Linked DNA regions of Homo sapiens: all the other regions are linked to region 2. A link is a loop called in an ENCODE intact Hi-C map of the cell type or tissue named here. Cell type or tissue: Caco-2. All regions are shown on one strand. Region 1 has its middle 21 kb from the start of OR8G5. Region 2 has its middle 6.9 kb from the start of VWA5A. Region 3 has its middle 9.2 kb from the start of OR8D2. Region 4 has its middle 12 kb from the start of OR10D3.

Region 1 (8,000 bases), 170 kb before region 2:
TGTCTATTCATGTCCCACTTTTTGATGGGAGTGTTTGTTTTTTTCTTGCTGATTTGTATGAACTCATTGTAGATTCTGGATATTAGTTCTTTGTCAGGTGTATAGTTTGCAAAGATTTCCTCCCACTCTGTGGGTTTTGTGTTTACTCTGCTGACTCTTCCTTTTGCAGTGCAAAAGATCTTTAGTTTAATTAAGCCCCAGCTTTTTATCTTTGTTTTTATTGCATTTGCTTTTGGGTTCTTGGTCATGAAATCCTTGCCTAAGCCCATGTCTAGAAGGGTTTTTCCAATGCTATCTTCTAGAATTTTTACAGTTTCAGATCTTATATTTAAGTCCTTAATTGATCTTGAGTTGATTTTTGTGTAAGGTGAGAGATGAGGGTCCAATTTCATTCTCTCTGGCTAGCCAATTTTCCCAGCACCATTTGTTGAAAAGGATGTCATTTCCCCACTTTATGTTTTTGTTTGCTTTCTTGAAGATCAGTTGGCCTGTAAATATTTGGGCTTACTTTTTGGTTTTCTTTTCTGTTCCATTGGTCTATATGCCTATTTTTATATAAGTACCATGCTGTTTTGGTGACTATGGCCTTACAGTATAGTTTGAAATCAGGTAGTGTGATGTCTCCAGATTTGTTCCTTTTGATTAGTCTTGCTTTGACTATGTGGGCTCTTTTTTGGTTCAATATGAATTTAGAACTGTTTTTTCTAATTCTGTAAAGAATGATGGTGGTATTTTGATGGGGATTGTGTTGAATTTGTAGATTACTTTTGGCATTATGGCCATTTTCACAATATTGATTCTACCCATCAATGAGTACAGGTTGTGTTTCCATTTGTTTGTGTCATCTATGATTTCTTTCAGCAGTGTTTTGTAGTTTTCCTTGTAGAGGTCTTTTGCCTCCTTGGTTAGGTATAATCCTAAGTATTTTATCTTTTTTGTAGTACTCTTACCACTCCTCCTCAACATAGCACTTGAAGTCCTAGCCAGAGCCACCAGACAAGAGAAAGAAATAAAGCGCATACAAATTGGGAAAGAAGTCAAACTGTCATTGTTTGCTGACGATATGATCGTTTACCTCAAAAATCCTAAAGACTCCTCCAGAAAGCTCCAGAACTGATAAAAGAATTCAGCAAAGTTTCTGGATACAAGATTAATATACACAAATCAGTAGCTCTTCTGTACACCAACAGCAACCAAGCGAAGAATCAAATCAAGAACTCAACCCCTTTTACAATGGTTGTGTAGTTTTGAGAGATCTTGTTATTGATTTCCATTTTTTATTGCACTGTGGTCAGAGAGTGTGCTTGGTATGAGTTCAATTTTTCTACAAAAAGTTATTTAGTCTTGCTTTATAAGAAAGCATGTGGTCAATCTTAGAATATGTTCTGTGTGCAGATAAGAAGAATGTATATTCTGTGGTTGTAGATTGGGGTGTTCTGTAGATTTCTATTATATCCAGTGGGCCAAGTGTTGAGTTTAAGTCCAGAGTTTCTTTTTTAGTTTTCTGCATCAGCAATCTGTCTAATGCTGTCAGTGTGGTGTTAAAGTTTCCCACTATTATTGTGTGGTTGTCTAAGTCTTTTTGTAGGCCAGGAAGAATTTGTTTTATGAGTCTAGGTGCTTCAATATTGGATGCATATATATTTAGGATAGTTAGGGCCTCTTGTTGGATTGTACCCTTTATCATTATGTAATGCCCTTTATCGTCCTTCTAAATTGTTATTGGTTTCAAGTCTGTTTTATCCGATATAAAAATAGCCACTCCTGCTCTTTTTGTTTTCCATTTGCATGGTAGATCTCACTCCACCCTTTTACTTTGAACCTGTGGGTGTTGTTATATATGGGATGGGCTTCTTGAAGGCAACAGATGGTTGGGTTTTGTCTTTTTATGCAGCCTGCCATTTTGTGTCTTTTGAGTGGAACATTTAGCCTATTTACATTGATGTAGTTAGTACTGATATGTGTGCTTTTGATCCTGTCACTGTGTTGTTAGCTGGCCGTTATGTAGACTTGATTGTTTTTATAGTGCCCGTGGGCTATTGCTTAAGTGTACTTTTTCGGTAGAAGGTGTGGTTCTTTTGAATCCATGTGTATCTTTCCCTTAAGGACCTCTTGTAAGGCTGGTCTAGTTGAAACCTATTCCCTCAGCATTTGCTTGTCAGTGAAGGATTTTATTACTCCTTTATCTATGAAGCTTAGTTTGGCAGGATATGCAGTTCTTGGTGAGAATTTATTTTCTTTAAGGTTGATGAAATAGGCCCCCAGTCTCTTCTGGGTAAGGTTTGTGCTGTAAGGTCTGCTACTAGACTGATGAGACTCCCTCTGTAGGTGACTTGCCCCTTTTCTCTAGTTGTCTTTATATTTTTTTATAAAATATATGTCTTTATATATTTTTTTCCTTTGGCTGGGCGCAGTGGCTCATGCCTGTAATCCCAGGCCAAGGTGGGTGGATTACTTGAGGTCAGGAGTTCAAGACCAGCCTGACAAACATGGTGAAACCCCATTTCTACTAAAAATTCAAAATTAGTCAGATGTGGTGGCGGTCGCCTGTAATTCCAGGTACTTGGGGGGCTGAGGCAGGAGAATCACTTGAACCCAGGAGGCAGAGCTTGCAGTGAGCTGACATCATGTCATTGCACTCCAGCCTGGGCAACAAGAGTGAAACTCTGTCTCAAAAAAAAAAAAAAAAACAAAAAAAAAAACCATTTTTTTTTTTTCTTTTTTCTTTTTTTACCTTTGTATTGACCTTGGTGAATCTGATGACTATGAGCCTTGGGGATGGTTGTCTTGTATAGTATCTGGCTGGGGTTCTCTGTATTTCTTGGATTTACATATAAACCTCTAGTGATATTAGGGAAAATTTCATGGACTATATCCTCAAATACATTTTCCAAGTTCCTTATTCTCTCTCAGGAATGCTGGTGAGCCATAGATTTGGTCTCTTTACCCATATTTCTCATAGGTTTTGTTTATTTTTCTTAATTCCTTTTTTCTTTATCTGACTGACTTGATTCAAAGGACTGGTCTTCAGGCACTGAGAATTTTTCCTCAGCTTGGTCTATTCTGTTGTTATTACTTCTGATTGTATTATGAAACTCTTGTAGTGAATGTTCCAACTCAGGAGGTTCAGTTTGCGTCATTCTAACAATGGATATTTTACTTACAATCTTACAATGGATTGTTTTCCTGGGTGTTTGGGATTCTTGGATTGAGTTTCAACTTTCTCCTGGATCTCAATAAGCTTCCTTACCATCCAGATTCTGAATTCCATGACTGTCATTTCAGACAATCCAGACTGGTTAAGAACCATTGCCGGGTAGCCAATGGGCTCATTTGGAGGTGAGGGGACACTCTGGCTTTTTGAATTGCCAGAGTTCTTGTGCTACTTCTTTCTCATCTGGAAAGGTGTATATTCCTTTAACTGTGGTGTAAGTTGAGTGTAGTCAGTTGGCTTCATTTCTGGAAGTTTTCAGAGGGTAAGGCTGTGGACAGGGTCTTTGTAATTGAATTCTTGTCCTTGGTTTCACAGCCCCCGGAGAATTAGTTGTTTTTTGTTGTTACACTTTGGGCTGTGATCCAGTAGATGGCACATAAGAGCAACAGAGGGTAGACCAGCTCTTACTGGAGGCTGGGTTCCTTTGTGTATCCTTGCATTTGCAGCTGTATTCTATAGTGCCAAGGAGAGAGAGGTGACCCCATCTTTCTTTTGGTCCGATTCTGGGCCCAGGTCCACTCCTGGGCCTTTGGGGAGCCACCTCCGATCACTGGCACTATGGCTGTGATTTTGTTGTTGTTGTTAGGTCTTTCAGCCTGTGGGGCACCCTTGGGGAGAGGTCTGGTACAGAGATAGACCATACCCTTAACGAACCAGCCCTGTTGGGGGAGGCCTACCTAGGTCTCATACCAGCCCATCAAACTGTGTGACTTACCTCCTCTGTTTTCCGAGTGTGGGCTACTCCCTCATTAGCCCAGATCCCAGCTCTGTACTCCTGAGCCATGGGCTGCGGCTCTGGGGCCCATGACCTTCTTGTGGCTCCCTCTTCTGGACCCTTGGGGTTGAATTCCCGGTGTGCTGGGGGGACTCAAAGGATTGCTAGGTTGCCAGAATGCACTTAGGTAGAGCAAAGCACCCAAGCTGGGCAGCAGAGACTGCACTGTATACACACTCCTAGGGGGCAGCCAGGCAGGAGCACTGGAAGGAGTTGATGGGCAGGTGGGCCTGCAGGACAGGTGTGCTCCAGTCCCATAGGGAAGCAGGCCTTGCTTTCTCTCTGGGGCCAGAGCCTCTGAGAGAGAGATGGGCAGCCCTAGAAGGTAGGTGCTTATGGCTGGGCTCTATCGGAGCTGACCCACACTCAAAGGTTCCCAGCTGTGTGCCTGTTGCAGCTCTGTCTCCATCTCTGTGTAATCTTCAGGGAGACCCTTTGCCAGCTCACATGTCCCTAGGGCTGTGGGATCCCCTGCAGATAAGACCCCAGAGGTCCACAGCGAGAGCAAGAAGCCCCCCAGTCCCTTCACTCACTCCTTTCCCAGGCACCATTCATGGCCAGGAACCAGCCCTAGCATTCAGGCACCCCAATCAGGGTTCCCAGTTTCCCCTCGCTTCAGCCTTAGGGACTGCATCTTTTCTCCATTCACATTGAGCATTTTCTCTCCCAATAAGTGTTCAAGTTATGTTGGTGTAGTTGAAATCATGTTCTATGCGAGCCAAACTTCTTGGCTGCATCTAGTCTGTCATCTTGCCACTCTAGGGTCATTTTCATTCACTTAAAAAAGTGCCACTTAGGAAAACAAAATAGGGGAGATGAGCACAAAGTACGCTTTGTAATATTCTCTGATGACACAATTTTACCCTCTTAACTGGCACTCCACATATCTCATTTTCATTTCATATTTTAATCATTTTTTAAAAAGTTTCAGAAAAAATGATGTACTTGAAAGAATGATTAAAGATTCAACTGAGAGGTGGTTTGGAGGAAGAGGAGGAGGAGACAGCCTAGCAGATGGAGAATGTTTGAGCAGAGAAGTAAATGGCAAATTGCATAAGATTGTGTTATGAAGTCTAGGCAGGAAAAGAGACTGCTTACACATTTATATTTGGATTTTGGAGGTCCCTAGGAGAACATGTTACTAACATTATCATAAATCAGGAAATAAATGTCTATACAGATGGTAAACCACTAGCTGGAAAAAGTTGATGGTTGAAAGGAGGTCAGTGATAATGATCACTTGGGTCTGTAAACAGATGACATTGAGGTTCTCAGTGTTCTACTTATCATGAGTCCAGTGGTCCTGCGGTTTATGTGCATGAGTGTTACTCACATCCTGCTAACCATGAAGTTTCCCATTCATTAAGATAAAATATCACTTAATCTGTTCTTACAGGTTACAGTTGTTTGGGGCCTACCATTCACTCAGACTAGAAATCCTTTTGTAAAGGAGGTTCTTTGTTTCTCCTGAAGCTTACCTCTTTACCTTTTTCTCTTTCTGACTTTCACATAGATTAACATGCACAAGGACATGTGCAACAGTTTAACCTTAGAAAATTAAGGAACTCTAGAGGTGCATCGGCCAACATGGTAATATATAACAAAATAGAAGATAATTCTGACTGAGGGAAAACACAGTGATATATTGGAAAGATAACAAAGAAACAGGCCGGGCACAGTGGCTCACACCTATAATCCTAGCACTTTGGGAGGCCGAGGTGGGAGGATCAACTGAGGTCAGGAGTTCAAGACCAGCCTGGCCAACATGGTGAAACCCCATCTCTACTAAAAATGCAAAATTAGCCTGGCGTGGTGGCACATGCCTGTAATCCCAGCTACCTGGGAGCCTGAGGCAGGAGAACCGCTTGAACCTGGGACGCAGAGTTTGCAGTGCGCCAAGATCATGCCACTGCACTTCGGCCTGGGTGACGGAGTGAAACTTCATCCCCCTGCCACCTCTACAAAAAAAAAAAGAATAACAAAGAAACCAGAAATCTTATGATTTTTCCATAGCTTCATTACATGATTGCTGCATGAGATCAGAAAAGAGAAGGAAAAGGATCCAGGAGGTAAATTGCAGAGCAGAGGAGGCCTCTGAGGATGACTGATCCGGGCCCAAATACAAATCCCAGTGGATATGAAATATGAAGTAGTGTACAAGAGTAGAGCTGTCTCTATTTTGCTAACGCAATGTACAATGTAATCTTTGGCCTGACAGGTATTTTCAGTGCAAACTAATCTCACCTGACATTTCTCTGCTTTAACACCTTGAATTCATCCCCATCATCCACAGCCTATATGCTACAGTTAAGACTCCTTAACTTTCCATAGTGTTCTTTGGTCATGAAATTTAAGTCGCTTGTCTAGTGTTCCTTCCACCGATCCTTCCTTCCTTTTTTTTTTTTACATCTTAAATACATACAATTTTTATTTTTTAATTATACCAAAATAAAGCTGGAAACAATAATTTAGACCCTATGTTTCTGGTTTACACACATTATAGGGTCACTTAATAGTTTTATAAATTGTCAACTTTTTCTTTTTTGTCTTTTTCTTTTTTTTTTTTGAAACAGAGTCTCGCCCTGTTGCACCCAGGCTGGAGTGCAATGGCGTGATCTTGGCTCACTGCAACCTCTGCCTCCTGGGTTCAAGCGATTCTCCTGTCTCAGCCTCCCGACTAGCTGGGATTACAGGCACCCGCCACCATGTCCGGCTAAATTTTTGTATTTTTAGTAGAGACGGGGTTTCACCATGTTGGTCAGGCTGGTCTCAAACTCCTGACCTCAGGTGATCTGCTTGCCTCAGCCTCCCAGAGTGATGGGATTACAGGCATGAGCCACCGCGCCCGGCCCAACTTTTTCTTAATGATACAAAGAAACAATTAAAGCAAAATATCAAGTCTTTAGTCATTTCCTTAGACAAAATTACCAACTGCTCATCTCCCTTCTGCAACACAAGAAGCTATAAGAAAATTCATAAAATTATCCTTGGTTTACTTATTAATAATTATCAAGTATTTTAGTGGCTCAGAGTTCAGGCAAAATAGCCATAAACAAAGACCACCACCACCAGGAGGAGGATGACATTGATGTTTACTGCAGTCCTCCACAAGGGCCTCTCAGATGACAGCTTCTTTCTCGGGGCTTCCTCCTCCTTGGGCAGCTTGAGCCCTGTCTTCCGCAAACCACAGAATAAGTCATAAGCTTTCTTGAGATATCCATGAGATTGCTCAGGATAATACGTACATTAGGAATAGGTTTTGTTAAGAGGGAGATTCCTAAGACTGCCAGTATAGACTGCCCCCCACCCACCACCAAAAAGAGAGAAAAAAAAAAAGGAATGATGGAAAAGTACAGACAGTGCTCTTAACAGATAATCTTGGGACAGTCACTGGAAGATAAGCAACTCCCTGTTCCAAAGGTGAACTCTGCAATCATATCCGTAAGGCCCATTACAAGTCCAACCAGAATGCTCCCTGTTCACTGACTCTTTCACAGAAGATGGCAAGCAGGAAAACAGCTGCAATTAGAGGCCCAAGATAACTAGCAATTGATTGTGCATAATAATCAGTTGCTGATTTTGAGATACTTGTACCAATGGGACCTATATGATGCTGATGACAGTCGCTAGAAAGACAAATAGCCTGATAAGAAAACCAAATGATTTAAATATTAAACAAAAGCATTTAAGCACCCCTGTTGTGCATTCATTATTGAATTGATTCTTGCTGCCACTTGTCGGTTTTCTAACTCAAATCAAGCTCTTTGACATTACATGAACCCATGCCATGATTAACAATTATGTTAGCAAAATGTCAGTCCCTTCTTTCTCCCTTTTACTCGTGACTATGTCAAATTGTCCACTTCTTTTTGAAGTGCTTCATATCACCCATTTGCTTTATATTCCTTCATTCTTTCATTTCTTTTTTTCCATGACAAATTTTGTTCATCATTAAAAATCTGACTCTCATGTAACCTTCCCTGCAAAGCCTTCTTAGAGCCCCATAAACAG
Region 2 (8,000 bases):
ACAGGAATAATGTCTGTGATCACAAATCACTTAGTAGTTTGTCAGAAATTTCTTGGATGAGAGTGACCATTGCTTAAAAGTAACAATTTTCATCGATTACAAGCAAATATGCTCCTGACAAACCCAAAGCCTAGACAAATGCCAAAGGGGATAGGCAGGATGCAGCTCAAGTGTCTAAAAATCTATGAGGGCTTGTAAAGAACATATATTGCTCATCCAGAGGTTCGGAAAATTGTAGAGAAAACAAGAAACCAGGTTCTAATTTATCAGGATCTACCTCGGTCTGTCACATAATTAAGTCTATGAGCTTTAGATTCAGTCTGGGGCTTGAGTCCTACCTCTAGTTCTTAATAGTTGTATAATTGTGAGAAAGCAATTTAACTACTCCGAGTCCATGTCATCATTTGTAGAATGAACTGATAATACCTAGTCTATATGTATGTTGTAATCATTAAATGAAATAAGTTTTAAGGCATATGTCACAAGTTGGCATTCTCTAAATGTTAGTTCCACTTTCCTTTTGTTGGGTTGGCCAGCGGAATTTTGAGAATCTGGAAAACTATATGCCACTTAGATTTCCACATAGAAAGGCTACTTTCATGAAAAGGATTCTGAGATTTCTTATACTTTTTCTAAATCTGGCAACATTATTTTAGTTTTGGTTTGGTAGTTTTTTCTGCTCACCATCTTTTGGTTTTAATTACTCATCGTTAAAACAAACAAAACAAAACCACCATTGTTTTTAAAAAACCCTCATCTTAAAATTGGGAAGGAAAAGAGGAAAAGAGCAAGTGGGGGGAAAAGCAAAAGGAAGGATTCTAACAATGAAATTAAAGAGGTGAGAAATCTTTGTTTATCCAATTTCAAGAAATATAAATCTCATGGGTACACAGTATGTCAGAAAGTTTACAAGCATTATCTAAACACTCAAAATCACCCTGTGAAATACTATCATAACTGCATTTTACACAACACAAAGTGAAGGCTCAAAGAGCACCAGGTACCTGCTCAAGGACATATAGCTAATGAGAAACAAACTTGTTCTTCGCACTCAGAACCTTCTGGCTCCAAAGTGAGTATTCTATTCATTATGTTATAATTTCTTCCACAGCCATAAGAGGTATAGGGATGGGTAGAAACTGGAAAAATGACAGATTTGGTAGGCCAAATCCCTGAAGTCTGCACAGAACAAAAGAGACTGATGAGATATCTACCCAAACCAGAAAAATAGGGTGGTCAGGAGGGATCCACAGCTCTTTGATTCCCAGTTCCTTTAAAGGGTATCGTGATTACTGCATCCTGTTTGCTAACTCCTAAACTCTTCCAATATCTGCCATTTAATTGATCCCTGTGCTCAGAGGGCTCCTGCTCCCTGTCTCAGAATAGATCATAGATGAGGCTCCAGGGGACTATGAGACCATTTAAAATTCCACAAAGGTAGGGGATATTTTCACTTTCGCTAACTCTGAGGAAGTCATCCTAGGCCATAGGGCAGCCATCAGATGTATAATATCTTCTGTATGGTTCTGAATGAAAAAGAAAAAGCCGTTTGGGGTCTGCAACTGGAGAACTCAAACCCAACTCCTTGGCACGCTGAGAAATGAGATGTTTGGGATGGAGAGCCCCATACTCTATAGAAGAAACAGAAGACAAAAGAAGGGTTAAAAACATTTGTGTTCCTTAATTGAGCTGGTCGTGATCCTTGTGACTATGTAAGTATTCAGAGCTTCTCCTCAACTTCCTTAATTTTTACTTGTTTTCCTCACTCCAAAGACCTGAGTAGCAAGAATTGTTAGAAGAAATCACCGTGAAGTGCTTCTTTCTCATTCTATATGGCAGCCAGAGTCTTTTCCTCCACTCACCTTCTCATACAGCATTTAGGAATGTATTTCTTGATTCCTTTCCTTTTGTTGTTACTAATGAATTCAGCATCCATCACATTCCAAGCCCCACAGAGTTGCTTAGAATTAAAATTTAGTTGGTTATATTCCTTGACATGGAGAAAATAAATAATCTTTAGCAGACAAATATATATATAACAGACATTCTTCTGGTTCTCTTCCTAATTCTCTGAAGGATATGTACATTTCTTCTTAAATGACTCCCTTTCCTTCTCCTTTTCCTAAAATGTAGTATTTCTCAATGTTTGGCCTCCAGTACTATTTTGTCTTGACTACACCAATCTCTCCTAGTGATATCATTCAGGCTTAAGACATTGACTATCATTTTCATTATTATTATATGTACTATGGGGAGTCCCATGCTAAAGAGTTTTCCAATCTTCTTTAGCATGGGACTCCCCATAGTAAATATAATAATAATGAATATTACATATTCATTATTTATATATATATTATATGGACTCCCCACAGTAAATATAATAATAATGAACTATTATATAACATCTTATTAGGTATCAAACTCTTTCATGAACATCACCATATTTAATCTTTACAGCGATTCTGTAAGATAAATATCTCAGTTAATAGTAACATGAGTGGGTGCTTAGTATAAACCAAGCACAATTATAAGAACATTCCACATATTCAAGAAGCACAATTATAGTGTAGATATCAAAATACAGGTGGGTGAAACACAAAGAACTGTCCTATTTTACCTGTATTGTCCCGCCTTAATTATTAATCGTGCTCCCCTTTGCTCTTAAAGTGTCCTAGTTTGAATGATAATTTTTAGCTGCCTAGTTAAGGTTTAGGCTACTGGTGCAAGGAATACTTTCTGCTTCTGTAATGATGGGAAGCCGAGGCTCAGAGAATATAAATTACTGGCCCATAGTCACACCACCAAGTAGCAGAACTTGAGCTTGAATCTTTAAACCTCTGATTTAAGTTCTTTTTAATATTCTATGATGTCTCTTTTCTAGACAAATGTTTGGATTTGAATAGAATCTTCTAGGAAAGCTATATTTATTTCTATTATGGTTGCAACCCTAAATTACTATTTAAATTATCATTCTCAGTTCCTCATTTCTTTGATGGCTGTGAACCTGTCTGGTTGTGGGTCTAGAAATGGTGAGGAACTTAAATATTTAAAATTTTAAAAAATAATATTTGAAGTTATAAGGACAGAAATTTCTTAAAGTCATGGTTAATAAAATCTCAACCTGAAATGGTATCGTTTTCATGAGCTATTTCTCATAGATCTCCTTTTCTTTGAATTTTTATCTTACAGAAAGTCATGTTTATATTGTACTGCTTTCGAGTCAACAGCTGAGTAACTCACATTTCACTTTGTCTATCACTGATACCATGTATTAGCATAATTCATTTTTGAACGATTGGGAGGGGTTCTTTCTTGTGGGGTGTGGAGGATGCAGGAGGCACTTAAGCCATGGTTTCCAATCTCCTCTATCACATATATTATTTTTGCACCTCAATATAATTCAGAGGAGACCTCCATCAGTGCTCAGGGGTATTTTCTAAACACTTCCCCAAACTGTGAGTTACTTAGCATTAGCTGTACTCATGCTGATATTAAGTCAATACATTACAAGAATATTTTTACCCTTGTCAGAGTAAAGGACTAAGTAAAAGTTGCTGGGCATCTGAAATATATCAGACACCCTATTAGATGCCTTATATTACATTATCCCATTCAGTCTGCCAAACAACCCTTAGAATGTAATACTATCCTTATTTTGGAGATAAGCAAATGGAAGTCATAGCAGAGTCACAGAATTAGTAAGCAAGAGCCTAGATGTAAAACAAAATCTGCCTGGCTTAAAATCTTGTCTTTCCTTATCAACATTGCCTTATTGGCTCCTCTCATCCAAGCAGAGAACAATAGAATTCTCTATCTTTTTCAAGGTTATATCAGGAATATCATCATATGTAATCCTTACACAATTCTGTGAGGTAAGTATTATCTCAGTTAATCAAAAACAAACATTAGTGGATACTCACTATATACCAAGCACAACTATAAGAACATCCCACATTTTGGCAATATTTTCCCATTGACTTGATCTTGATTTCCAACATCAAACTAGTTTTTCCATTTATCCCCTAGATTTTCTTAGTTTAAAAGTCACAAATTACACTCCACTTTTCTGTGCTGAGTTATTAAACGTCTTTTTCTAGGAATGCATTAAAATAACTACATAGCAGTTAACTCTATTTGTCCTCTGTTCATTGAGCCTAACTGAAATTGTTCAGAAACCTCCCAAGATACCTATGTGAAGAGATGACTAATCCAGATCATGGAGGCCACCCAGTGGCCATGCACTTGTTCTTCAACAACTAAGGCACACATACAAACTGATTTCAGATCCAGATGATCCCCCAGAGGAAGAAGACAAAAGGATCCTGGGGTAAGGAGGTGGGGTAGTGGAGGGGAATGAAGAATACTAGCTTTCCCCCAACAAGAAACCCCAAAGGACCCCAAAATTCAAAGAACCCAATACAATAAACAGAATCTCTATAGACTTGATGCCTTAAGACAATAATAGATTGCATCAATTTCATTAATATGTTGTGATAACACTTTTCCAGATTTGATTATCACATGATCTAAGACATAGGATCTAAAGCTGGTACCTAAGGTTGTGTGAATAATTTTGTCCTATTTAAGATATTGTTTACAATAACTCCTTTTCACATTCTTTAGTTGTTGCTGTGACAGAACTTTCCACTAATCATAATTTTGTTCTTTTCCCTCTCTTCAGAAAGGTCCATTTGCCTTCCTTAACTCTCCTCCAGCAAGAGGTACTTATGAGTTACAGCAATTTCAAAGATATTCAAGCCTCATCCTATCTCTCCTAGTTCAGCAATTAGATACTCTACATTTCAATGAATATCTAAATTCCTTTTACTAGGCATGTATCTGAAGCCAAAAGTAGGCTGACTATAACCATTTTTTTGCAGGGGTTAAGAAAAAAGACTTAAAATAGTCGAAGGACCAAAGGAATAATTCTAGAGCATCCAAAAATTTGATCGAAATAAACACACTTGTTGGGTGCTGCTACTTCTTAAATCCTAGTGATACAATGATGAGCAAGAATAAACATGGTCTCTTCATAGAACTCACAGTCAGATAATATCCATAAATTAATTTCCAACTTTTCATTCATTCATTCCTCTAACAAATATTTAAATTCCAGCTATTCAGAAGCACTGTGACACGTGCTGCAGATTCAATGACAAATTATAGGTACTACTCTCAGGGATCTGGAAGTCTAACAGAACCTGAACTCAATTCCTTCAGTACTTCCTGTGTATATATGGATGATATTCATCTATCTTACCACTTCCATATTTTTAGAGGCTAAAATTATCAATCAATAACTATTACTTATAAAGAGGATCAGAGAAATTGACCAGGAATTGTAAGTAGAGATAAGGGCAATTATTTGTTTTGATATTTGGGAATATCAAAAATATATATATCAAAAAAGTAAAAACTGAAAATGAAAACATCCTTCTTGGATGATTCACAAGAGCCTTTGTATTCAAGCACTGTCATATCCCAGCGGCAGTTACATGTTCTCAGCCTATACAGTTACCTCTTTCCCTTAAAATAAAACAGTCAAATTCATAGAAGCTGTGCGCAAAATGATGGTTGTCATGGGTGGGCAGGGAAGACAGGGAGACCGAGTTACTAATCAATGGCTCTAAAGTTTTAGTAATGCAAGATGAGTCTAGAGATCTGCTGTACAGTATTGTCCCCATATTGTTAATAATAATATTGTATTCTATACTGAAAATCTGGTAACAGAGTACTTCTCATGTTAAGCGCTCTTACACAACAAAATAATAAAAAAAAATTTTAAAGATAAAAACACACAAAAAGCTTCTGAATTGAAATATTTAATTTCATTATTTTAAGGATTCAAAAAATCCAATCATTAGCAAAGATTAAATATTTCATATCTGCATCTTTATATATGATGTGACTTCACTAAAACCTAAAACTAGGATATAATAATATATCTCAGCTGCTAATCTCTAAGCAATTTAAAACCTCAGAATAATAACCAAATCAGTCACTGTTAGTTTCTTTTCAGACAAATGAATATTTCCAAATAAGAACATGCCAAAAATAAAAAGTTTATCTATAATTAGAATGATATTAACACAACCCAAATCTTAAAGCTCATTGCATTGTATCTCAATCCATCATTCTTATTAGACATGTCAATGACCAAATTGACTTTTGGTGAATAATTAGGGCATCTGATCACATCTTTGAGTAACTGTAGAAATATTCTGAAGAGGAATCAGGAGGATCTGACTTATCAGTTGGTCTTTTTAGGGCATTCATTACTGTATAATTTGTTGTGGACATTAATTATGTTCTCTGTTTTCTTAGCCCATCCAACATTTCACCATATTAATGTTTCATTTTGTTTTGTGTCTATATTCATGAAGGAATATATCTGAAGATATGAAGGCCTATGCATGCTTTACTAATTCCTAAATGTCTTTGGAATAATTTCTAATTCTTAATTTCAACATCAACTTAATGTTTAAACAAAAATTGGTGCCAATGAATGTATTGGTATTGTGTTTATCCCAATTAGCCTCCACATTCATATTTTCACACATTTTGTGAAAACCCAGACTACCCTTCCATGAACATGAGGAATCACACATTGCTGAATGAATTCATTCTACGGGGAATACCTCAGACAGAGGGACTGGAGGCTGTACTCTGTGCTGTCTTCTCATTCATCTACCTCTTCACCCTACTTGGAAATTTACTCATCCTTATAGCGATTGTTTCTTCACACTCCTATGTATTTCTTCTTGGGACGCCTGTCTACTTTTGACATATTGTTCCCATCTGTAACATGTCCCAAGATGCTATTGTATCTCTCTGGCCAGAGCCCAGTCATTTCTTTTAAGGGATGTGCTTCACAGCTCTTCTTCTATCAGTTGCTGGGTTCTGCTGAAGGCTGCCTCTATTCTGTGATGTCTTATGATCGCTTTGTTGCCATACATCACACACTGAGATATATGCTCATCATGAAGCCTGGAGTCTGTGTCGGCTTGGTCGTGGTGCCGGGTTGGTGGGTTGTCTTCACGCCACCATTCTGACCTCCTTTACCTTTCAGTTGTCCTACTGTGGCCCCAATCAGGTGGACTACTTCTTCTGTGACATTCCTGCTGTTTTACCCCTGGCTTGTACTGACAGTGCCCTGGCCCAGAGGGTGGGTTCCATAAATGTTGGCTTTCTGGCTTTAACACTTTTGATCAGTGTCTGTGTCTGCTACACTAGCATTGGGATTGCCATCTTGAGAATCCGCTCATCAGAGGGCAGGCAGAAAGCCTTCTCCACCTGCAGTGCTCACCTTGTTGCAATCCTCTGTGCCTATGGACCTGTAATCATCATCTATCTGAAGTCCACACCCAACCCCTTGCTTGGTGCCAGGTGCAAATATTAAATAATGTTGTCTCACCCATGCTGAACTCGTTAATCTATTCCTTAAGGAACAAGGAAGTGAAAAGGTCCCTGAAAAGAGTATTCTGAAATGTTTTACTTACTGTTTGTGAATAAATTATGAGTTATTATTGGGAATAAATGTCATAATTAACATTATTCTTTGTCTCTTAGTTCTGGATAAGGAATCCAAAGGGCATAGCAAGCACTTGGAGATAGATTTTTTGTCCCTGTAATAGGTAGCCAATATTTCCTGGTTGAGGATAAAGAGGATCTGTAGCAGTCCAAGAAGCACCCTTCAATAGTTCCTCTCTGTCCAAATCAACATTCAATTTTACCTTACTTTTTGCTCCAATTAAAATATAATTGTTCCCCTTTTCTGCCTATAAGAATTTCAGTTCTTCCACCTTGTGAAGAAGAATATTAACTAACATTCATAGAGCATGATCTGTCTTCTGGGCATTGTGATGAGCATTTCACGTACATCATCTTATTAAATCTTCACATCACCCCTATAAAGTAGATTTTACATAATGTAGAAAAGAGTTTTGAGGATTAAATATTTCAAATAATGAACCCAAGGTTACACATTAAGCAGCAAATCA
Region 3 (8,000 bases), 220 kb before region 2:
TCCAGGGTGAGCAGTACATTTTTACATTTAATGTCTTATTTAATCTCACATTGATGATAATTGGCAGACACTGATATAATGATAGTTATATCATAGCAGTAATCTCTGCCACACTGGTATATAATGATATAACTATCATTATATACCAGTGTGGCAGAGATTACTGCTGTTCAATCTTCCTCCAAAACATACATTTCCCAGTCTTTCTTGCAGTGTGCTCTTGCATGTGACTGAGTTCCAGACGTGATGCACACTGTTTCAAGGCAAATGTGTGCCATTTCCACCTTCTCTTTGTCCTTCTCTGAGCAGGATACAGATGACAAAGATGCTCTCGTTAGTTATAAAGTTATAAAGCAAAGCCACACAATCAGGATGGGGAATGTAAAAATAGATGGAGCTACAATCAAGACGCAGCACATGGCGGGCCCTGGGGGTGCTGGTGATTTTTTACTTATAGATCTGTGTGGTGGTTAAAAGCTGCTCATTTTATAAAAATTGGTTGAAGTACATATTTTATATACTTTTACATCTATATCATCTATATATATGTATGCTATATTTCATAATACAATAAGTTTACAAAGCCCGAGCTCTACTTAAAGGGAACAATTAACTAATCTATAAACAGAGACGGAGAATAAAGCCTCGAATTACGGGAACAGCTTGTTAATACAGAATGGCTTATACGGAAGAGGAGCAGCAGTAGTATAAGACATACAGAAGAATCCAGTGCAGACCAGGGCAGAGAGTATTCTCATTTACTAAGTATGAGTTGAGGGATTTTCTCCGGTGTTTATAGGAGGATAAAAGTCAATATATAATCCCATTATATACATTTGTCATATATTATATAACATTGTGCTTAGCTTAAGGGTATCAAAATGAGGGCATATATATTTTTTCATCTTATGTAAGTTCATTTGCCCAATTATGGCAATTTATATCTTTCAATAATTGGTCCATTTCATTGGTTTGCAAATTAAATAACTGTAAATTTGTTCATAATATTCCCTTATTTTCCTTTAATGTGTGTAGGCTCTGTAGCCACATTCTCTGATGTATCTGATATTGCTAATTTTTGTCTTTTCCTTTTCTGCCCAAACTGTCTAGTTAGAGGAATATCACTTTTATTGATGTAAAAAGCACAGCTTTCAAATGAACTTATTTATATATTCTTCTATTTCCTACTTTTTCAACCATTATCTTTACTCTTATTTTCTGCTTATTTTGAATTAAAAATTTTTTTCTGGATATTTTATGAGATAGAAGTTTATGTCTAACTTGAAATCTCTCTTCTTTTCCAATATAGGCACTTGGATGCCATAAATTGCCATGTAAGCACTATATTTAACTATGTTTCATGTATTTTCATATGTTGTATTTACGTCTTCATTCACTTAAAAATATTTTCTGATTTCTGTTTTATTTCATGTTTTCGTTTATGTAAAGTTTACTCTTTTTTTCTGGAAACAGCTTTTTTTAGATAAAAACTAACACACCACGTAATTCACACATTTAAAGTGTGCAATGCAATGGTTTTGGCTTTACTCACAGAACTGTGCAACCATAACCATAATCAGTTTTAGAGCCTTCATGTCACCTCCAGAGGAAACCCCAAACCATTTAGCCATTGTCCTCCTATCTTCCACCCCGACCCTGGACAATGACCCATCTACTTTCTAGGGATGTTTTGTCTGTGGATTTGCAGCTATGGACATTTTATATCCATGGAGTAATATAGCATATGTTCTTTGTGACTGGCTTTCCTCGCTTGGCATATCGTTTTCATGGCTTATCCATGTTGTAACTTATAAATGTGCTTCATTCTTTTATCATATAATATTCCATTGTATGAATATGCCACATTTTGTTTACCCATTCATCAGTTAATGGATATTTTGATTTTTCTAGTTCTTGGCTATTATGAGTAATGGTGCTAATGAACATTCATATACAAGCTTTTATGTGGACATAGGTTTTCATTTCTCTTGGGAGAGAAAACACTGGGTTATATGGTAATTCTATTTTTAATGTTTTGTGGTACTGCTAGACTGGTTTTCAAAGTGACTGCATTATTTGATATTCCCACCAGTGACAACTTTTACAACCTCATCTCACCAGTGCTTGGTATTATCTTTTATTTTTTATAATTATAGTTATCCTAGTGTTTGTGTGTGGTAATATTTCATTGTGTTTTTGATTCACATTTCCCTCATTACCAGTGATATGGAGCATCTTTTTCTGTGTTTATTTGCTTTTTTAAATATCTTTTTGAAGAAATGTTTTATCAAATCCTGTCCTTATTTTAAAATTGGGTTGTCTTTTAATATTTTTATGCTGTTACAATACTCAGTGTATTCAGAATACTAGATCCTATCAGATATATGATTTGAAAACATTTCTCTTCTGTGGATTGTCTCTTAACTCTCTTGATAATGTCTTTTCTGATGTTTTCTTCTGAGAGCTTTATAATATTACTTCTTACATTTAGAGGCATGATTATACTTTTAATTTTTATAGTGTAGGTGTCCAATTTATTATTTTGAATATGAACATCCAGTTATTCCAGCACCATTTGTTGAAAAGACTGTTCTGTCTCCATTTAATTGTCTAGGCATCCCTCTCAAAAATAAACTGACCATAAATTATGTGTGTGTGTGCATGCGTGCATGCATGTATAATCTAGTAAGTACAGTGAATTTGTGTCTATTCGCTAATTCTTTTGTTTCTTCAATTGTTATTTATATGAGCTTCTTACTATACTGGCATCTTTTTTTTTTTTTTTTTTTTTTGAGATGGAGTCTTGCCCTGTCGTCCAGGCTGGTGTGCAATGGCATGATCTCGGCTCACTGCAACCTCTGCCTCCTGGGTTCATACAATTCTCCTGCCTCAGCCTCCTGAGTAGCTGAGATTACAGGCACTTACCACCATACTCAGCTAATTTGGTATCTGTTCTTTAAGGGCTACTATTCCCATTGGTTAACAGATAAAAATAAAGGTACAGGTGGTGGTAAAATGCTTGCAGATGACTATATTCATCATTTGTTATCATCCAGAACAGGAAGAGTGAAGGTGGGGAGGAAAGAGGAAGAGTTCTTCAGTGCTTTCTTTTCTTGAAACACTCTGAAAGAACTGCCTTAGCTTGTAAAACGCATGAGCTCAAATGCTTTTCATAGTGACAGAAGGGGAAGTGAAAGGAGAGTACAAAATACTTATCAAACTTTTCTTCTACCAGATTGCATTTTGTAATATTTTCTTCAGTTGTTAAAATTAGACATATATTCCAAGAATCTTAATTGAGTTTTGAGGCAAAATTCAATGCTTTATCCTACTTAAGAGTCTTCATTTGGATTATTCCTTAGAACATCTTTTTTCTTTTAATTAGTACAAATCTTATCTAAGTCAATAGTTCCCATCAGAGGGTGCTATTTACCTGTGTTACTACTGAAACATTAATTTCCACATGAGAAAATGTCCATGCTGTAATATGGACCACTTCAGCCACATGGCTACACGCCTTAATTCATAGGGAGCATTAGCTTAATTTTTCACACTGTATTCATTATGGTACAGAAGAAAATTCTTATTTTTATGGCAATTTACATTTGTAGGGCTTTCTCCTGAAGATCCAGTGCTCCCTCTGTTTTGCCATGGATTATATTCCAAAATATGTGGAGAATTTTAAGATCTAGCAAAAATTTTCCCTCCCACCAGCCCCTGGAAACCCATAAATACCCTACTTTCTGCTCCTGTTAATTTGACTATTTTAGATTCCATGTATAGGTGAGATCCTGCAGTGTTTCTCTCTGCGTCTTGTTTCTTTCACTTAGCATAGGTCCTCCTCATTTTAAGCGGTAATCTAAGACTTAGATACACCACTTTCTTTCCCATTTTGTGCATTTCTGACACTTAAGTAAAATGGTGGAGGATCAGAGAAGATTCATAGACATTAGGCACCTTAGGGAGAGTAGTACCTCAGTTACTACTATTTCTCTCCATAAACAGAACTCTCCCTGTTCTAGATGTAGGTCTTTTATTCTATGACATGTGCAGTAACTTAACATTTTCTAGATGCTGGTCCTTTGTGGATTAGAAACAGTGTTCTTTGTTCCCATCCCACCTGGGTCTAATCTGTATTAGAAGCCAGCACCCAGGTTGCTGAAGCCTCTACCTCCAATTTTCCTGGTGAAGTGAAAACTCAAGTGAATGGAGCAATGATGAGAGGAGAGAATGACGATTCTGTCCTGGTTATACAGGTTAAATATCCCTTATCCAAAATGCTTGGGGCCAGAAATGTTGTGGATTTCTTATCTTTTCAGATTTTGGAATATTTGCATTACATATTTAGGGGTAGAGCATGCCAAGTCTGAAAATTTGAAATCCAAATGCTCCAATGAACATTTTCTCTGAGCATTGTGTTGGTGCTCAAAAAGTTTCAGAGAACCAGTGTTTTGTTTCATTTATCTTTCTTTTTGTTGTTGTTGTTTCAATTTCATTTAGTTCTGCTCTGATCTTTGTTACTTCCTTTCTTCTGCGAGGTTTGGGTTTGGTTTGTTCTTGTTTCTCTAGTGCCTTGAGGTGTGACCTTAGAATGTTAGTTTGTGGTCTTTGAGTCTTTTTGATGTAGGCATTTAGGGATTTGAAGTTTCCCCTTAGCACTGCTTTTGCTGTATCCCAGAGGTTTTGATAGGTTTTGTCATTACTGTCATTCAGTTTGAAGAATTTTTAAATTTCTATGTTGATTTCGTTTTTGACTCAATGCTCATTCAGGAGCATGTTATTTAATTTCTATGTATTTGCATGGTTTTGAATCTTCCTTTTGGAGTTGATTTCCAGTTTTATTTCACTGTGGTCTGAGAGAATGCTTGATATAATTTCAATTTTCTTAAACTTACTGATGCTCATTTTATGACCTATCATATGCTCTATCTTGGAGGAAGTTCCATGCGGTGAACAGGGAACACTTCTACACTGCTGGAGGAAATGTAAACTAGTACAACCACTATGGGAAACAATGTGGAGATTCCTTAAAGAACTAAAAGTAGAACTACCATTTGATCCAGCAATCCCACTACTGGGTGTCTACCCAGAGTTAAAAAATCATTATACAAAAAAGATACTCGCACATGCATGTTTATAGGAGCACAATTCACAATTGCAAAATTGTGGAACCAACCCAAATGCCCATCAATCTATGAGTGGATAAAGAAACTGTGATATATTTATACAATGGAATACTACTGAGCCATAAAATGGAATGAATTAATGGCATTTGCAGCAACCTGGATGAGACTGGAGACTTATTCTAAGTGAAGTAACAGAAATGGAAAACCAAACATCGTGTATTCTCACTGATATGTGGGAGCTAAGCTTTGAGGACACAAAGGCATAAGAATGATACAATATGTAAGAATTAAAGAAAGAGGAAAGAAATACAAAGTGTGGCTCAACAGTCAACAATGACAGGTTTATTTTAGAAAACAAACCTGAGAGGGGCTTCTGGCTGAGTTAGGTCAGAGCCACACTCTCTTACAGACAGTTTCTTTAAGGATTCAGGGTGGGAGAGCTTATCAGAGGCTTGGACTGCTTCTGTGTTTCTTTGTTGTGCTCATCTGGGAGGGAGAGTTGTGTGTCTGTTCCCATACATCTTTCTGCAGCTGCAGGAATACCCCATGAGTCTGCTTTTAGCTTTCCTATCTTAGCATACCTGAAGGGAAAGGAATGTGTTTATTAAGGCCCATTGTTTTACTGGGGACTATTGAAGTTTGGCAGTTACCCAAAAGACTTTCCTCCCACCTTCCTCTGTGCCCGAGCTGTCTTATCTGTGTTTTACTGTCTGCTCTTTCTGGCTTCTTGTAGTTAGAAGAGAAGTGATTTCCTTGAAATCCATGAGGCTAGAAAGGGAGCTGGAACTTAAAGTGACTGAGATGATGGTGCTCCTGCTCTGTCACAGTGGACTTTGGGGACTTGGGGGGATGGATGGGAGGGGGGTGAGGGATAAAAGATTACAAATAGGATGCAGTGTATACTTCTCAGGTGATGGGTAAATCAAAATCTCACAAATCGCCACTAAAGAACTTACTCATGTGATCAAAACCACCTGTACCCCAATAACTTATGGAAAAATACAAAAAAGTTTAAAGAAAGAAAAACAAGTTTTAGATTTTGAAGCATTTGAAAATTTGAATTTTCAGATTTGAGATGCTCAACATGTAGCTGATAAGACATCATGAATGGACTATTCTAATTGGTTTAAGTGTTTTTAAGCACTTTTAGTATTTTTTTAAACTCAGTGTCTCACAATTAAAAATACAGAAAAAGTTGGAAAATGTTTACATTTTAAGACCACAGTGGTTTCTGTCTTAATTTCTTTATTTACCCCAAAGTCATCCAGGAGCATGTTGTTTAATTTCCATGTAATTGCATGATTTTGAGGAGGGAGAGAAGCAGAAAAAATAACTATTGGGTACTAGGCTTAAGAGCTGGGTGATGAAATAATCTGTACAACAAAACCCCCATGACATGAGTTGATCTATATAACCAAACTTCACATGCAGCCCTGAACCTAAAAGTTAAAAAAGGACCCCAATGGTATAATAAGCAAGGAACACTAATAAGAAGAACCAAAGATTTTATTTAAAGTTAATACCTGAAACTGTACAACTCTTCTACTCATCATACTGAATTAGTTTTACTCTTCAATATTTATTGAAAAGAAAATCATCTCCTCCAAGGTGTTCATTTCTTAAAATAATGCATTTTTTAAAAAATATCTCAAGAACGTAGCCTCCAGTTGATGATATCAGTTGGAAAGTTTCTAGCAACAAGTTATAGAATGTTCCAATAAAAACCTATTTTAATTAGGAACTATTTTTTCCTCATGTAACAATAAATCTGGAGGGAGCGTGTCCTAGGATTGATTTAGCAACTAAGCAATTCTCATCAACAACCAGGGCTTTTCATGCCACTGTCTTCAGTCTGCTAGTTTTAGACCTCAGGCTTATCACTTCACAATCACAAAATGGCTGTCATAGCTCCATGAATGACATCTAAACACAACTGTACCCAAAGATGGAAACAAGGCAACAAGAAATACAGCTCTCCATACATACCTCTCTTTATATCTATCACGAGGTGAATCCTTTCCAGAAGCTAGTCGATGGCTTCCCTTCTCCCTTTAATCATGTGGCTATGTCACATGGCCAATTTTAGATGTAAGGACAGATGACAATGAGTATGTCCTATGGCCTCTGCCTCTAATTTTATTGATGAGAGGCGGGAGGACGCAAGTGAATGAAGAAATGATGAGATGAGAGAATGCGGATTCTGTCCTAGTCCACCCTTCTCCCTTACCCCTTGGTCTTTCAGCAATCATGTTTGCATATGGCAGCACTGGCTGTAGGCTAAAGTGGCACTGCTCTTTGCTCTATCTAGTTTAATAAGACTCTAAAAAGCCTAAGTCAGTGTCACCCAAGTATCATGACTTTGGTAAAGCCAGATTCTGAGGATCCAGGTTGGGCTAGTTTCAAACAATATCCCACATTGTGGGAGAAAATACTGTGGGAAGAGCTGGGTTGTCCTCTAATGCAACACTTTTCTCCTTTGTCCACAGCTTTCCATAGAGAAGAATGGCTCCTGGAAATATTTCTACTGTGGCTGAATTAATTCTGGTGGGGTTAAAAGACCAGACAGATCTCCAACCGCCCCTGTTCTTCCTGTTTCTAGTAATGGGTGTGGTTGCTGGGTAGGGGAATTTGGGCTTGGTAACTCTGATTGTGTTCAGTTCATACTTTCATGCACCCATGTACTTTTTTCTTTTTAGTTTAGCTTTTATAGACCACTTTTATTCTTCTGTGTTTATTCCAAAAATGCTGATGAACTTCATAACAGAGAAGAATATTATTTCCTATGCGGGTTGCATGTCAGCTTTTTTTTCTTTCTTTTTTTTTTTTTTTGTTATTTCTGAATGCTATGTTTTGACGTCAATGGTCTCTGATCAC
Region 4 (8,000 bases), 86 kb before region 2:
GTATTTGTCATTCACAGATGGCTAAGTGCTAACCAGCTCAGTGGAGGGTCAGGGTGACAGCCTTTTACACCCTGCCCTCTTGGTACCTGAGTTCTTGTCCAGCATCCAGGAAGAATCAGGTCACATGAATGAATTGAAGGGTGGTGTATGTGGAAAATTTTATAGAGTAGTGAAGGTGGCTCTCAGAGGGAAGGGGAGCTGGAAGGGGGATGGAGTGGGAAGATAATCTTCCCCTGGAGTCCCGCCTGGGGACAGTCAATCTCTTCTCTGAAGTCCCACCATCAAGCCTTCCCTCCAAAGTCAAGCTGCTTTTCTCCAAAGTCCAGCTGCTTCTTCTCTTCTCTCCTTCTCTGCCACTATGCTGTGCTTCTCTGCTAGAGGAGCTTGGGATTTTTATGGGTACAGGGTGTGGGGCAGAGCAGGACAGGGTGGTTTTGGAAAAAGCAACATTCCGGCGGGAAAATTGGGATGTGAAGTTCTCATTTAGGGCCATGAGTCCAGGCTTAAGGGTGGAACCCTCGCCAGAGACTCCACCCTTTCAACCCAGTATTCCCTGCCTCCTGTCTGTATCTGTTTTAGGTACCCACTGAGGGTCTTGGAATGTATTCCCCGAGGATCAGGGCAGATTACTATAGCTCGTAGAAGTATCTGCATTCCCAGGTTCATTGCAGAATTATTCACAGTAGCCAAGATACAGAAACAACCTAAGTGTTCATTGACAGATGGAGTTCCCTCCATTTACAGCAACATGGGTGAACCTGGAGTACACTATGCTAAGTGAAATCAGCCAAACAGAAAGACAAATACTGCATAATCTCCCTGATATGTGGAATCTAAAAAAATAAAAGTTGAACTCATGGTAACAGAGTAGAATGGTGGTTGCCAGGGACATGGGTCAGGGAAAGGGGAAGATATTGGCCAAAGGGTACAAACCTTCAGTTATAAGACAAACAAGTAATAGAGATCTAAAGTACAGCATCATGACTATAGCTAATAATAACGCATTTTATATCTTAAATTTGCCAAGAAAGCAGATTTCAAGTGTTCTCACTATATACAAAAAAATCTAACTATGTGAGGTGATGAATATGTTAATTATCTTGAGTTTGGTAATCATTTCACAATGTATGTGTATATAAAAACATCACATTGTATAACCTAAATATATGCAATTTTTATTTGTCAATCATACCGCAATAAAGCTGGTGAAAAAACAGAAATAAAACAGGTACAGAAATAAAAACATTTCATGATCTCACATATGTAGAATCTAAAAAACTGAATACACAGAAACAGAGTAGAAAGGTTGTTACTAGGGGCAGGACCAGGTTGGGGGAAGATGAGGAGATGTAGGTCAAAGGGTACAAAGTTGCAGTTATGTAGGATAAATAAGACTAATGTGCATATCACATATTTTATCCTGTAAATTTGCCAAGATGGTAGATTTCAGGTCCTTTTACACAAACAAAAGTAAATGTGAAGAAATGTTGATTTGCTTCACTGTAGTCATCATTTCACTGTGTTTACGTACAAGGATAACAAAACATGATGTTATACACCTGAAATATAGGCAATTAAAATTGTATGCCTATAAAATAAAATGTTTTTAAACCGACAAAGGAAAAAAAGATTATCTGTAAAGTTGCCATAATCAATGCAATGTGAAATTGACATAAGAATAGACAGATCAAAGAAATAGAAGAGAAAGTCCAAAGTAGCCCCACCCATCATTCTTCGACTGAAACCTCATAGCAGCTCAGTAGGAAAAGATGTCTCTTAAACAAATTATGCTGAAACAACTGAATATTCACATGGGGACAAAATGAACATCAATCTTTACTCCAGACCACAAACAAAAATTAATTTGAGATGGGTCATAGATACAGAGAAAATTAAGCTATAAAGCTTCTAGAAAAGAATACAAGAGACTATCTTTAAGACCTAGTAAGAGAAATGTACTATTTTGTTCTTTTAACTTAAATTATTCTATAATCCTTTTTCCATGCTGCTAAAATAATTTTGATAGCCAATAATAATGACCATATGTTTTATTAAGTCAACACATTATATTTTGCCTAATGTTATCCATATCTGAATATTTAAATGCCATTGTTCTTGCCATTTGAAATGAATTGGCATTACATATATTTTTCCTTTAGAATAATTTCTCAATATTAGACTCCTAGGGCCAAAGTATATAAACATATCAATTTATCTTATTTGTATTTAAAAGTTCCTTTTCTGAAGGATGTTACCAATGTGTTTTAAACTTCTGAATGAACCATGCTGCTTTATTCCTTTGTACTTTCACAAATCCTGCTCTTTTTCTTCCTCCATGACTTTTTTTTTTTTGCAGAGCTGACTTTTATTATCTGTTATAAAATTTAATATTTATTCCCTTATTGCATGTTTTTTTCTCATATCTCTCCCCATTTTGAGACAGGTATTCCTCTTAAGTGCTGTCATAAAATCCTGCGTGTTCATATATTGTTGCAATCATCACCTTCAGGGGTAGGGTAAATGCCTTGTTGGACTTGTAAATTCAACTCCTGTCACTATACAAAACATAGAATAGATAATAAATACTCCTGGAATGAACACATAAATCAATAAATGCTACCAGTAGTGTAAAAATGTTGTGGGGCTTCTGTAGCTTTGTTAATATATAGTTTGATTATTTACTATTTAATATTAGTTTGCTTATTCAGTAGATATAAAATGGTATCATCATGTCACATTGTATACTATATTTTTCAAAATTAATAGTCACATTAAGGATCTATATTTATTAGTTCAATTTTCTTTGCATTAATTGTAACTTATTTCATTACATGTTTGAAATGATCATGTTGATATGTTTCTACATGTTCGATTCAATTTTAAACCTACATGTAATTTTGTATACTATTGTTCGAAAAATTTTATATTTTGGAATATATTTTATATTTTGAAATATAAATTATATCTTCTCCATTATTTGATAATGTATGTATAGTTTATCTTCTTTTAATTGAGTCCCTTCAGCATATGTGAAGTATAACATACGTAGAAATTAGAAACACAGCCTGGAAAGTGCAATGTAATGTAAGGTGAAATATTACGGTATTTATCATCTAAAATTAGAATACAGAGGAAGCATAGCCTATGTCTTCTCACCAGTATCAAGTCAGACTTTTTGCAGGAGAATTTTGACAGATTTTGAAAACAATGAATTGCATCCCAGAGAGTGGAAACAGCCTATCCAAATATACCAAAGTTTGATATAGTTAGTTTTGGAAAAATGACAAATAATTTGGTGAGTTTAGAGTGTAAGGCCTGATGGGAAAAATGGACAAGGCCATGAGACTGGGCACTGAGATACAGACAGATTATAAAAATCATTGTATATCATATTAGAGTAGATTTTACTCTAAAGTTAGTAAGGAGACATAAAATATTTTAATGCATGGGAATTAACATGATCAGATCTACTCTGCGTGTAAATATCTATGCAGAGGTTGTCATTTCTTCCAAATTACCAATGAACTTGTAAAACAAATTTCCTCTTCTGTCCCTGCCCTTCCAAAAGCACACATCATGATTACCCCTAAAGCCAAGGAGAACTGGTCGTTCTGTGCTAAGGTTGGAGATGATCCTATGTCCATCAGGGGGCGATAGAGCACAGTTTGCAGAATACGGATTATCATGTGGCCTCCAGGCTGGCACAATTTGTTGTCCAGCTACTGACTTCTTAGACTGCATCACATAACTAACATGCTGCCAGAATCCTATCTGTAGAGCTAATATAGACTAAATAGGAGATAGGGACCATGGCTGTCATATTAGTGCAGGGACAGAGACCGGGGAAAAGATCAGAAGAACTAGGGATGATTTGAAGATTCTAGGAGAGCCTGCATGTCCTTCTTTTGGATCACAGCCAAAAAGGCAAGGAGAGGACAAAAGCAAGTTTCTCATTCTTGATCAGACCTCCCTTCCACCCTCCGGGACTTGCAATGGAGACTGTGCCCAGTGACTTGCTTTCAGTTTGGTAGGTTATGCGCTTAACATTCCCATGTTGTGATAGAGAGCTTGCCCAGAGGCACGGAGCCCAATGCAGTCACCCCTTTTCTCATATTACAGGAACATGAGACTCTAAAGAGGGAGGGGATTAAATCCTATTACTGGCATATCCGTCAAAGGGAAATTCCAAGTTTTTCAGCTCCTAGGTTGCTAAGAATCAAAACAAGAAAACATTCTTATGACCAGGAGTGGCAAATTCATATTCTCAGATTCATTACGAATTTACAATATACAATTCTAAAATCTAACATACCCTGTATGTTTACTACTTCCCTTTATCTAAATGCACAGCTATAACTAGAACTATATGAAAAATTATCAAAGATTGCTGTTCTCTAAAATGAAGCATACAGTTGAGACATATTGAGTATATATTGTCTTAGGGGTGACCTTTGTTCCCCAATTGTCACAACCACTATGGATCAGTTAGCAATAAATGTCTTGAGTTTTCATGTCATCATAAATGTAACTACTTATCAGAGTTTGTGAGTGTACTTCAAACTCTCATTACAAACTTGCTGAAACTGAACATCAGATCTACTACTGTAAGGTTGACTCTGGTCTTACTATTTCATATAAATTTCTAGATCTTTGTATTCTGTTTAGTTAAAAACTATGGTCATCCTATTTCACTTCACTCATACTGTTTTTTCTCAGATGGGTGGTATTTGTCAAGAGTATATGTACTTCCAAAGAAAATGAGATTTCAAAGGAGAAACATTTCTTTTAGCTTGGAGCATTAAGGAAAGCTTTGGCAAGAAAACAATGTTTGGATGGTGTCCTGAAAAATGAGCATAATTTGGTCCTATGGAGAACAACGAAACTGACATCCCAAACAGAGGCCACATGAAGACTAGGACTCAGAGTCATCAAAAGCAGGGAATATGTGAGAAATACACCAAAATTCAGGATCCACGATAGAGCACAATGTGAGAAACATGGCCTAACACGGCAACAGAATAGCTTAATTTAGGACTGAACTGGAGAATCCAGACCATGTTGTCAGCGTTGGTTTGGAAAATTACAAAGGAGTTTGAGTTGGCTTGTGGAGAAGTCAAAAATAAAAGAGAAATAGGAATAAAATTGGTGACAGAGATCAGAACCAGATGTTAAAAAGCTTCAAATGTTAAACTCAATATAGTCAGCCTTGACATCAATAGGAAATGGAAACATACCAAAGAAATTTTTAGCAAGAGAGCAAAATGATTTTGTCAATGTTTTATATGGCAAAACTGGCAGCAGTTAAAAAAACAAAGTGAAATTACAGAAATGAAATCATGATTGAGAAATATAAGCAATTAGGTTAGTTTTTTTCAGAAATATTTGTAACTAGATGACTGTGGTTTAAAATTTAAAAGAAAAAGGTATTGAAATGCCCTATTGAGGAACAGGGTTGACTACTCTCACCCGGGATTAATTATTTAAGGTGGCGGGACCAAAACAAAACCTAACTAGTCAGGCCCTTCCACTCTTGAGCTATACTCAAAAGAGAGCTTAACCTCAGTGAATCTGTTACGTATAAAGACTTCCTCCTTTGAGAAACTCTATTTCCCTCTTTCTCTCTCTCTCTTTAAAATGCAAAACAGAATTTATTTACATAATTGTTTGAATAGTTGTATTGCCTTTTACTTCATTATTTTTTAAAATGATAAGACATCTCACAATCTTGCATTTATTTGCTTTCTTTTTAAAATTTTTAGCTTTTTTATTTCAATAGGTTTTTGGAGAACAGGTGGTGTTTGGTTACATGAGTAAGTTCTTTAGTGGTGATTTCTGAGAGTGCTGATGGGTGATGACGGGTGCACCCATCACCCGAGCAGTGTACACTGTATCCAGTGTGTAGTCTTTTATCCCTCACCACCCCCTACCCTGAGTCCCCAAAGTCCAATTCATTGTTCTTATGCCTTTGCATCCTGATAGCTTAGCTCCCACATATGAATGAGAACATGTGATGTTTGATTTTCCATTCTTGAGTCACTTCACTTAGAATAATAGTCTCCAATTCCATCCAGGTTACTGCGAATGCCATTATTTCATTTATTTTTATGGGGCTGAGTAGTATTTCATGATATATATATGTTATATATATTATATATATTATATATAATAATTATAATATATAAAATATATATAATATATAATATAGTAGTATATTCCATTGTATATATACAATAGTGTATACTGTATATACACCATTTCACGGTGTGTGTGTGTGTGTGTGTATATGTGTGTGTATATATATATATATAACCTTTTCTTTATTCACTTGTTGATTGATGATATACTTTCTTATGTAATTTTCACAACGGTTCCATGAGATAAGTAGAATTACTCTCATAATTTTCCCCATAACAAAGCAGACTTAGATCCAGGTATTTTTCTTCATAATATCTAAGATTTATCCGGAGACCCTGCCCATGAGCTCAAGGAGAAATGAACAGTGTATGGGTCACAACTAAGAATCATGAAGTGAATAATTTCATTAGATGAAGTTTTGGGGGAAGGATCAAGTCCTGAAGTATGCAGCAAACTTCCCACAGAAGTAAGCAAAGCTACAGAACAGATCTGATGAAAGAGGTGGAGAGCAGCCATCACTGGGTGGTGTCATGGAATCTAGGAGGAAAGAGCCTTCGTGTTTATTTATTTGGAGGATGCTAGAAAGAACAATTTTGACAGAGTGGACTGGGAAATAAACCAGTAGATCTGAGGATTCAGACCACTGATGGGAGAGGTTTGGTAGTTTAAAGAAGCTCTGTGATAATGATCATTGGATCTGTGAGCAGATGACTTTGAGATTTTCAGTACCCTCCTGGTCATGTGTCTTATGAGCATAAGTGTCAACCATATCTTGCTGACTATGAGACTTTCCACTTGATAAAACTGAGCATCTCTTTATCTGATCCTCTGTGGGGATTATCATGAGTTGGGAATGTGTTTTAAAAGAGATGCTCGATTTTCCTGTGGCTTATGCTTCAGTGTCTACTATCACTAATACATAAGTAGGTTAGCATGCACAGGGGCTTAGCATGATTCATTTAAGTTTGGAAAATTAAGAGCCCATGTTATGTATGATCTTAAACATATAACAAGTAGTATGTAACAAAATATAACATGATTCACTCACATTTGCAAAAAGTTTAAGTGGTATAATTCACATAATGTAGGGCAGAGAAACTAGAGTTCTGATCCAGTCTTAGTCCTGCCATGAGGTTGCTGCATGCGCTCCAATAATGCAGGAGAAAGAGTCCTTGGTGGTAAATGGCTGAGTTGGTACAACCTACATCTGATGGTGCAGAGGTCAGTGGGTGTTAAGTGTTAGGTACTTCCCACAGGGGTAGAAGAGAGCAGATTCCTCTCCATTCTGTTGGTGGAGTGCTCTGCCCACTCTATTCTTGGCACTGGCTGGACTTGCAAATGCTCTTGGCTGAGCTAAGTCATAACCAGCCTCCACACTTTTATTGAATCTTCATTGCCAAGTTCTCCTTTGATTCATAGAGAAGTAAAGTGTCCACATAATTTATTTTACACATCAGAACACTTTTTAGAGTGTTAACACTATTAAAAATCATGTATAAACTATCCTGGCAAATCTGAATATATGGCCTTTTCTACAAAGGGCACTTCATGATAAGAAACTCGTTCATGATTAGGCTCCATTCTACCATCTCCTTCTCTCTTCCTGCTTTCTCCTGTCTTTCACTTCCGCCTCCAATCATCTTTTATTATAACAATATCGTTCTCCCTGGAAATAGTGTGCTTGGTACATACCCATGCTTCCACAAGATGTCCCCTGCTTTCTGATTCCGCACTTTCTAACCCTCTGTCTGATGTTTATTCACACTCCCCTCCATGCATCCCTCATAGCCTGGCTCACATCCCACCTTTCCTGCAAAGCCTTCCCAAACAGCCTAGGCAGAAATAATTGGTCACTTCTCCATGCT

The links. Peaks named below come from ENCODE experiments on the same cell type or tissue, not always from the same donor. Only the 100,000 strongest peaks of a DNase experiment are listed, where the experiment ranks them.
Region 1: a loop joins it to region 2, with 15 times the contacts of the local background. A loop is called at or near these places in 3 of 110 quality-filtered maps.
Region 3: a loop joins it to region 2, with 11 times the contacts of the local background. A loop is called at or near these places in 5 of 110 quality-filtered maps.
Region 4: it touches region 2 in a loop (12-fold over the local background); 13 of 110 quality-filtered maps call a loop at or near these places.

The regions. Positions count from the first base shown.
Region 1 is chr11:124,273,604-124,281,603 of GRCh38, reverse strand. It overlaps the pseudogene SLC5A4P1. Among named protein-coding and RNA genes, the nearest start is that of OR8G5, 21 kb to the right of the region's middle. In Caco-2, a CTCF peak has its summit at 3,595 (motif pointing right); a DNase peak (open chromatin) is centred at 7,443.
Region 2 is chr11:124,104,561-124,112,560 of GRCh38, reverse strand. It overlaps the pseudogene OR10N1P. Among named protein-coding and RNA genes, the nearest start is that of VWA5A, 6.9 kb to the left of the region's middle. RefSeq lists a silencer at 4,145-4,439. In Caco-2, no CTCF peak of the experiment used is centred here; a DNase peak (open chromatin) is centred at 4,233.
Region 3 is chr11:124,325,416-124,333,415 of GRCh38, reverse strand. No RefSeq gene overlaps it. Among named protein-coding and RNA genes, the nearest start is that of OR8D2, 9.2 kb to the right of the region's middle. In Caco-2, no CTCF peak of the experiment used is centred here; no DNase peak of the experiment used is centred here.
Region 4 is chr11:124,190,965-124,198,964 of GRCh38, reverse strand. No RefSeq gene overlaps it. Among named protein-coding and RNA genes, the nearest start is that of OR10D3, 12 kb to the right of the region's middle. In Caco-2, a CTCF peak has its summit at 3,676 (motif pointing right); a DNase peak (open chromatin) is centred at 3,664.